Regions from separate parts of the Homo sapiens genome. Here region 2 is linked to region 1. A link is an interaction called in ENCODE POLR2A ChIA-PET data of the cell type or tissue named here. Cell type or tissue: Caco-2. All regions are shown on one strand. Each heading gives the region's core, and the rest is flanking DNA. Links, peaks and the distances in the headings are about the cores only.

Region 1 (4,390 bases), core at 136-4,135:
CGGGTTCACGCCATTCTCCTGCCTCAGCCTCCCGAGTAGCTGGGACTACAGGCGCCCGCCACCGCACCTGGCTAATTTTTTGTATTTTTAGTAGAGACGGGGTTTAACCGTGGTCTCGATCTCCTGATCTCGTGATCTGCCTGCCTCGGCCTCCCAAAGCGCTGGGATTACAGGTGTGAGCCACCACGCCTGGCCTCTTTTCTTTTCTTGAGACAGGGTCTTACTCTGTTGCCCAGGCTGGAATGCAGTGACGGGATGACGACTCACTGCAGCCTCAGCCTCCTTGGGCTCAGGTGGTCCTCCCACCAGCATAGCTGGAACTACAGGTGCATATCACCATATCCAGCTAATTTTTGTATAATTTGTAGAGAGGGAATTTCACCATGTTGCCCGAGCTGGTCTTGAACTCCTGGGCTCAAGCGACCCACCCACCTTGGCCTCCTAAAGTGCTAGGATTACAGACATTGTTTTCTTTCTGTTCATGGAAATAACTCATTCAACATACCCTTACAGTGAAAAATCCCCCCAAAATACAGAAATGAATAAAGTAGAAAGTGAAGCCTTCCATTATTCCACCTCCCACTGTCAGGTCAATGTATCACATTCTAGACTTTTTCCTCTGTGTATGTGAGTGTTAATTTCTAATCTTTTTACAAACATGGGATGACACCCTACATTTTGGCAACTCACTCAGTTTCGATATAGCATAGACCTCCTTCCATATCAGTCCACATCACATCACTCTCCAGGGTTCTGAATGCTTGTGAGCTATTCCACAACATGGGTGAAACAACTGATTTACCATTTCCTTAAGATGAACATTAAGCGATTTCTAATTTTCCCCCACAAACAATGCTTTAATGAACACCCTCCATCTCACACCTGTATGAACACGCAGGAGAATTTCTTTGGGATAAATCCCTGACTATGGAATTGTGGCTATGATGGCACATTTAAAACACTGTCATCTTACTGCTAAATTATCCTTTCATTATTCTGGGAATGAACTGCCTGCATTCACCCCTCCCAGTGGCACAGCAGGGCACATATCCCCTACCCCTGCCTTCCTCCTTTGGTGATGTCTTTCCTTGAACAGGGCGGGGGTGAGAGGCCACTGTGACAACACAGACGTGGGGGTCGGCAGAGGGACAAGCCATGTGGCTGCCCAATTAGGACCTCAGGGAACAGTATTGGATGTCCCCTTATGAGACTCAGCGTGTGTTTAACTGGCAGGAGTCTTGGTGATTTCTAATCGCCAGTGCCAAGGACAATACCCAACAGAAGTGGGGTGGCTGGCAGGGAGAAGCTAAACGTCGTTTTAAAAATCATGATAACACAATTTTAGATTTGGAAAAAGCCAAGAAAAGAATCCTATCATACAAAGCATCCATTTGCCATTCACTTATTCATTCAACAAATATTTCAGTTCCTTTTAGTTCAGGTTATTCTCAGTATTAGGATTGTCACACTGAACAAAAGAAAGTCTCACTGAACTTCCATCCCACTTGGGGAGACAAATTATAAACACAGTATCAGTGAGTGGCAAGTACTGTATTAGAGTAACAGCCAGCTGCTGTGACAAACCCAAAATTTCAGATGACCACGGAAGGCTTCAAGATCCCAGACGAGGCCAAATGTCCCCACCGCCTAGCTCCAGGGCATCCTCTTCCCAGAACTCAGAACTAATCTCTGTGGCTGGGCAAAGTGGCTCATGCCTGTAACCCCAGCAAGTGATTCTCCTGCCTCAGCCTCCTGAGTAGATGGGATTACAGGCAAGAGCCACCATCCCAGCTAATTTTTGTCTTTTTAGTAGAGACAGGGTAACTCACATGGTCTCAGAGGAACCTGATGAGATGTCGAAGATTGATAGTCACCCTGGACTGGGTGTGGTGGCTCACGCCTGTAATCCTAGCACTTTGGTAGGCTGAGGTGGGTGGATCACTTGAGGTCAAGAGTTTGAGACCAGCCTGGCCAAAATGGTGAAACCCCGTCTCTACTAAAAATACAAAAATTAGCCACGCGTGGTGACATATGCCTATAATCCCAGCTACTCAGGAGGCTGAGGCAGGAGAATCGCTTGAACCTGGGAGGCAGAGGTTGCAGTGAGCCAAGATGGTGTCATTGCACTCCAGCCTGGGCAACAATAGCAAAACTCCATCTAAAAAACAAACAAGCAAACAAAAAAACCAACCAAACAAAAAAAAGTAAGTGTTAGAGGATTGGGGGTAACAATTTTACCTCAATCTAGATCTGAATCAATTAATGAAAAGTTACTGCTAACCTACTATGTGCTACTGTATCCCTCTTAGTGACAATAGACTTTAGCTTCAAATTCATGGTTTCCCCATCTTGCTGGGGTCAGGGGTGGGCTCCATCCCCTTCGGGGAAGAGAGTACTAACTGTCTACCTGGTATCCATCAGCCCCTTCTCCTTTCTAGGAGCCCTGCTTTACCCCAGGGGGCAGTGTGCTTTTGCAGGGAGGCCAGTGATCAGAAGGGGAAGTTGCTGGACAGGGCATCTGGGAAAGCTCTTTATACCATGAGGATTCCATTGAGGCTGCTGTGAGCTATGATTGCGCCACTGCACTCCGGCCTGGGCAAAAGAGCTAGACCTTGTCTCTAAAAAAGAGACAAGAACTCCCTTTGCCACCCCTCCTCTTTCTCCTTCCTGCTTGCACGGTGGATATGGGTGGGACTCCAGCAGGGCCAAGTTTAGCCCTTAGTGTGCCTTTGTTCAAATTTGGAAGAGACTTCTGCTGTGAGCAGGCAAATTAGGAAAAAGACAGCTCCGATGGGCTGAAACATTCCCTGTGAGTACAGGGCCTGGAGTGGCAAGTAGACCACAGGCTGGATTTCAGTCCCTACTCAATCCCTTTGGCAGGGAGCTTGGAGCAGGACACAAACTGCACAACCATCCCTGGCAGCCCTGATCTTGGACTATGAGGCAACTTTGTGGATGGAAAGCACTTGCTGAAGGCAGAGCTAAAAGACAAAAGCCTGGACCCTTGAAAAGGATGGAGCCTCACACCAGCCCTGGCTGACCTCCCTGGGTTTTCTTTTGTTCTTTTTAAAAAAATTTAATAATCTATTTTGAAATAATTTCAAAATTTCAGAAAACTTGCAAGAACCCCTGACAAACACCTCCCCTTTACACAGATTGGCCAATTGTTTTTTCAAAAAAATCTTTTTTATTTTTTTTTTATTTTTGTAGAGATGGGCTCTATGTTGCCGAGGCTGGTCTCGAACTCCTGGGCTCAGCCGATCTTTCCAAAGAGCTGGATTACAGGTGTGAGCCACCGCGCCTGGCATGGCCAGTTGTGAACGTTCTGTCACATCTGTTCAGCTCCCCGCCCCCATCTCTGTCTCCTCTCTCTCCCTTCTTCTCCCTCTTTCTCTATGGGTAAATCCTTGAGAGTAGTTGGCAAACATATGTCATCACCCCTAAATCCTCCAGCATGTGTATCCCCCAAACAGGGACAATCTAATGACCCCCGAAATCACCTCTGACTCCTTAAGAAAAACATAAAACTTCCACCCAACTCACTCATTTCGGTTTTCTGTTTAAGTAGCCAAACCAATTCTAACTGCTCCCCTCTTTACCCTTAAAATCCATGGGGCTGTGGAAAAGACCACACCATGACCAGTGCCCTGCACCATGCTCTGCTCCAATCCCTCACACCTGTTAGCACCTTTTGGCCTCACAGCTTTTCGTGTTTGCAATTGAGCTGAAAGTCAGGTAACATAAAATACATCATTTTAAAGTGTGTAATTCAAGGCCAGGTGTGGTGGCTCATGCCTGTAATCCCAGCACTTTGGGAGGCTGAGGCGGGCAGATCACTTGAGGTCAGGAGTTCGAGACCAGCCTGACCAACAAGGTGAAACCCCATCTCTACTAAAAATACAAAAATTGGCCAGGTGTGGTGGCGGGCGTCTGTAATCCCAGCTACTTGGGAGGCTGAGGCAGGAGAATCGCTTGAAGCAGGAGGCGGAGTTTGCAGTGAGCCAAGATTGCGCCGCTGCACTCCAGCCTGAGCGACAGAGCGACACCCTGTCATTCGTTCATTCAAAATTAAATAAATAAATAAAGTGTGTAATTCAGTGGCATTTAGTACAGTTACAATGTTGTGTAACCACCGCCTCTATCAAGTTCCAAAGCATCAGCCCACAAGGAAGCCCCCCACCCATGGCACAGCTGCTCCCTGCTCCACCCGCCCTGGTCACCCCGATCACTTTCTGTCTCCACGGATCCCCTGCTGCCTGGCCCTGCATAGAAACAGAACTGCACATCCTGCACCGCCTCAGAACAGTTGCAGGAGCAGCTCTTTCTTCCCAGGTGCTCCTCCCTCCTCTTACTATAGCATCCATTTAGGGTTCACTTCGCCAGCACCCCT
Region 2 (4,390 bases), core at 321-4,320, 360 kb before region 1:
GTGCAACATGGTGAAACCCTATCTCTACTAAAAGTACAAAAATTAGCTGGGTGTGGTGGCTCACCTGTAATCCCAGCTACTCAGAGGTTGAGGTAGGAGAATTACTTGAACCTGGGGGGCAGAGGTTGCAGTGAGCCGAGATCATGCCACTGCACTCCAGCCTAGGAAACAGAGTGAGACTCCGTCTCAAACAAACAAACAATCAAAAAACTTGTAAAGCACTCAGAATCATAGTCAGTACAGGAACGTCTTTGCATGATGTCCTTCACCTTCGAAGGGACCTCAATAGTCTCTGAGAGTTTCTTTGTTTTATTTTATTTTTTCTTTTCTTTTTCTTTTTTTTTTTTGAGGCTGAGTCTCGTTCGGTTGCCCAGGCTGGAGTGCAGTGGCATGATCTTGGCTCACTGCAACCTCCGCCTCCCGGTTTCAAGTGATTGTCCTGCCTCAGCCTCCTGAGAACTGGGATTACAGGTATGCACCACCATGCCCAGCTAATTTTGGTATTTTCAGTAGAGACGGGGTTTCACCATGTTGGTCAGGCTGGTCTTGAACTCCTGACCTTGTGATTTGCCTGCCTCGGCCTCCAAAGTGCTGGGATTACAGGTGTGAGCAACTGCACCCGGCCTTTTTTTTTTCTTTTTTTTTTTTTTTTTTTTTTTTTATGACAGAGTCTTGCTCTGTCTCCCAGGCTGGAGTGCAGTGGTGTGATTTCAGCTCACTGCAACCTCTGCCTCCCAGGTTCAAGCGATTCTCTTGTCTCAGCCTCCCGAGTAGCTGGGACTACAGGTGCACCACCACACTCAGCTAATTTTTGTATTTTTTAGTAGAGATGAGTTTTCACCAAATTGGCAAGGCTGGTCTCAGACTCCTAACCTCAGGTGATCCGCCTACCTCGGCCTCCCAGAGTGCTGGGATTACAGGTGTGAGCCACCAGGCCCGGCATATATCTCCTTTTTTCTAACATAGAAAATCTGGGTTTCTAACAACATTAACACAATTTCTTCCTTCCTTCCTTCCTTCCTTCCTTCATTCCTTCATTCCTGTCTTTCTTTCTCTCTTTTTGAGTCAAGGTCTGGTTGTATCACCCATGCTGGAGTGCAGTGGCATAATCTTGGCTCACTGCAACCTCTACCTCCTGGGCTCAAGCCATCCTTCCACCTCAGCCTCCTAAGTAGCTGGGACTACAGGCATGCACCACCAAGCCTGGCTAGTTTTTGTATTTTTTAATAGAGACAAGGTTTCGCCAGTTTGAGGAGGTCTCAAACTCGTGAGCTCAAACGATACACCCGCCTTGGCCTCCCAAAGTTCTGAGATTACAGGTGTGAGCCCCCGTGCTCGGCCAATTTCTTATTTTCTTTATCCTATATTACAAAGATAATCATTTCTTTTTAAAAATTTACAAAGAAAAGAGGTTTAAAAGTTCAAGATTGGGACCAGGCGTGGTGGCTCATGCCTGTAATCCTAGCACTCTGGGATGCCGAGGCAGGCGGATCTTTTGAGGTCAGGAGTTCGAAACCAGCCTGGCCAACATGGTGAAACCCCATCTCTACTAAAAATACAAAAAATTAGCTGAGTGTGGAGGCAGGCGCCTGTAATCCTAGCTACCTGGGAGGCTGAGGCAGGAGAATTGCTTGAACCCAGGAGGCAGAAGTTGCAGTGAGCCAAGATGGTGCCATCGCACTCCAGCCTGGGTGACAAAGCAAGACTCCATCTCGAAAAAAGAAAAAAAAAATAGTTGAAGATTGGGCAGCTGGATTTGGTGAGGGCCTTGGGCCGTGTCCACTCATGGTGGATAGCAAAGAGGGAGCAGGCATGTGCAGAGATCATGTGGTGAGAGAGGAAGCAAGAGATGGCAAAAACCTGACAGCTTCACTGTCAGAATGCTAATATAATCACTACCTATAAGATAACTGAGTACAGGTGAGGATTTCAATGTAGTTCTGTTTCATGGTGGTTCTTTTGTCCTTAGGGTAAAACCCACTAGAGATATATAATATCTGGTATAATACAATCAAAGTGCTATTTTTTTTTTTTTTTTTTGAGACAGAGTTTCGCTCTGTTATCCAGGCTGGAGTACAGTGGCACAATCTCGGCTCACTGCAACCTCTGCCTCCTGGGTTCAAGCAATTCTCCTGCGTCAGCCTCCTGGGTAGCTAGGATTACATATGTGTGCCACCACTCCCAGCTCATTTTTTATTATTAGTAGATAGAGACAGGGTTTCACCATGTTGGCCAGGCTGGTCTCGAACTCTTGGCCTCCCAAAGTGCTGGGATTATAGGCATGAACCACTGTGCCCTGCTCAAAATGCTTTTTTTTTTTTTTTTTTGAGATGGTGTCTCGCTCTGTTGCCCAGGCTGGAGTGCAGTGGCACAATCTCGGCTCACTGCAACCTCTGCCTCCTGGGTTCAAGCAATTCTCATGCATCAGCCTCCCGGGTAGCTAGGATTACAGTTGGCCAGGCTGGTCTCGAACTCCTGGCCTCCCAAAGTGCTGGGATTACAGGCATGAGCCACTGTGCCTGGCTCAAAATGCTATTTTTGTTTTTTGAGACAGAGTCTCGCTCTGTCACCCTGGCTGGAGTGCAGTGGCACGATCTTAGCTCACTGCAACCTCCACCTCCCGGGTTCAAGCAATTCTTCTGCCTCAGCCTCCCAAGTAGCTGGGATTACAGGCATGTGCCACCACACCTGGCTAATTTTTGTATTTTTAGTAGAGACGGGGTTTCACCATATTGACCAGGCTGGCCTTAAACACCTGATCTCATGATCTGCCCGCTTCGGCTTCCCAAAGTGCTGGGATTACAAGCATAAGCCACCGTGCCCAGCCTCAAAATGCTATTTTAAAGTCACTTTCTGTGAGCTCAATGGCAGAACACACGGACACATACAGGGGAACAACATACACTGGGGCCTTTTGGAGGGTGGAGGGTGGGAGGAGGGAGAGGATCAGGAAAAATAACTAATGTGTACTAGGCTTAATGCTTAGGTGATGAAATAATCTGTACAACAAACCCCCATGACACAGGTTGACCTATGTAATAAACCTGCACTTGTACCCCTGAACTTCAAATGAAAGTTAAAAAAAAAAAGAAGAGGCTGGGTGCAGTGGCTCACACCTGCAATCCCAGCACTTTGGGAGGCCAAGGTGGGCAGATCACCTTAGGTCAGGAGGTCAAGACCAGACTGGCTGACATGGTGAAACCCCATCCCTACTAAAATTACAAAAAAATTTGCCGGGCATGGCAATGCCTTCCCGTGATCCCAGGTATGTCGGGAGGCTGAGGCACGAGAATTGCTTGAACCCAGGAGGCAGAGATTGCAATGAGCTGAGATTGTGCCACTGCACTCCAGCCTGGGTGACAGAGTGAGACTCTGTCTGGAAAAAAAAAAAAAAGGAAAAAAGTCACTTCCAATAATCCTTCTTAGTGTGGTTATGCCAAATTGGCATATACTCAGGGTTTTTTACTTTTTTTTTTTATTTTAAGGGATCGGTCTTTTTGTCTTTGATTTTACTTTGTAATTTTGTAAAATATTTACATTTACCAAATAGAAACTCTGAAACAAGACACACTCAGAGAAGCTGAGCTTCCACCCCTCCATCACCAGTCTGCCTCCTCTTACCCTGTAAATACCCATGTTGGCTTTATCATTCCATCGTTTTTCTTTGAAAATGTGAACAAACATATACAAACCACAGGTGTATTGAGAAGGTAGGTAGCATGCTTTGCATTCATAGTTCTGATCCTTGGATACTGTTATTTATTTATTTATTTAAAATTTTTTTTGAGACAGAGTCTCACTCCATCACCCAGGCTAGAGTGCAGTGGTGCAACCTCGGCTCACTGCAACCTCTGCCTCCAGGGTTCAAGCAATTCTCCTGTCTCAGCCTCCTGTGTAGCTGGAATTACAGGCGCCCGCCACCATGCCCAGCTAATTTTTGTATTTTTAGTAGAGATGAGGTTTTGTCATGTTGGCCAGGCTGGTCTCGAACTCCTGACCTCATGTGATCCACCTGCCACGGCCTCCCAAAGTTCTGGGATTACAGATGTGAGTCACCACACCTGAACAGTTATTTATTTTTTTTTGCTTAACCATATATCCTGGAGACCACTGCATTGTAGGATAAGGAAACATTTTTTTTTTTTTTTTGAGATGGAGTCTCGCTCTGTTGCCCAGCCTGTAGTGCAATGGCGCGATCTTGGGTCACTGCAACCTCCATCTCCTGGGTTTAAGCGATTCTCCTGCCTCAGCCTCTTGAGCAGCTGGGATTACAGGCATCCACACCTGGCTAATTTTTGTATTTTTAGTAGAGACGGGGTTTTACCATGATGGCCAGGCTGGTCTGGAACTCCTGACCTCAGATGATCTGCCCGCCTCGGCCTCCCAAGAT

The links. Peaks named below come from ENCODE experiments on the same cell type or tissue, not always from the same donor. Only the 100,000 strongest peaks of a DNase experiment are listed, where the experiment ranks them.
Region 2: POLR2A ChIA-PET joins it to region 1 with 7 read pairs; 2 of 35 experiments call an interaction of 5 or more read pairs at or near these places.

Annotation. Positions count from the first base shown.
Region 1 is chr16:11,282,286-11,286,675 of GRCh38, reverse strand. All of the region lies in intron 1 of LOC105371082 (a long non-coding RNA gene), which reads right to left. Among named protein-coding and RNA genes, the nearest start is that of PRM1, 3.2 kb to the right of the region's middle. RefSeq lists enhancers at 1-20, 1-68, 69-569. In Caco-2, for the core only: no CTCF peak of the experiment used is centred there; a DNase peak (open chromatin) is centred at 2,533.
Region 2 is chr16:11,644,857-11,649,246 of GRCh38, reverse strand. No RefSeq gene overlaps it. Among named protein-coding and RNA genes, the nearest start is that of SNN, 21 kb to the left of the region's middle. In Caco-2, for the core only: no CTCF peak of the experiment used is centred there; no DNase peak of the experiment used is centred there.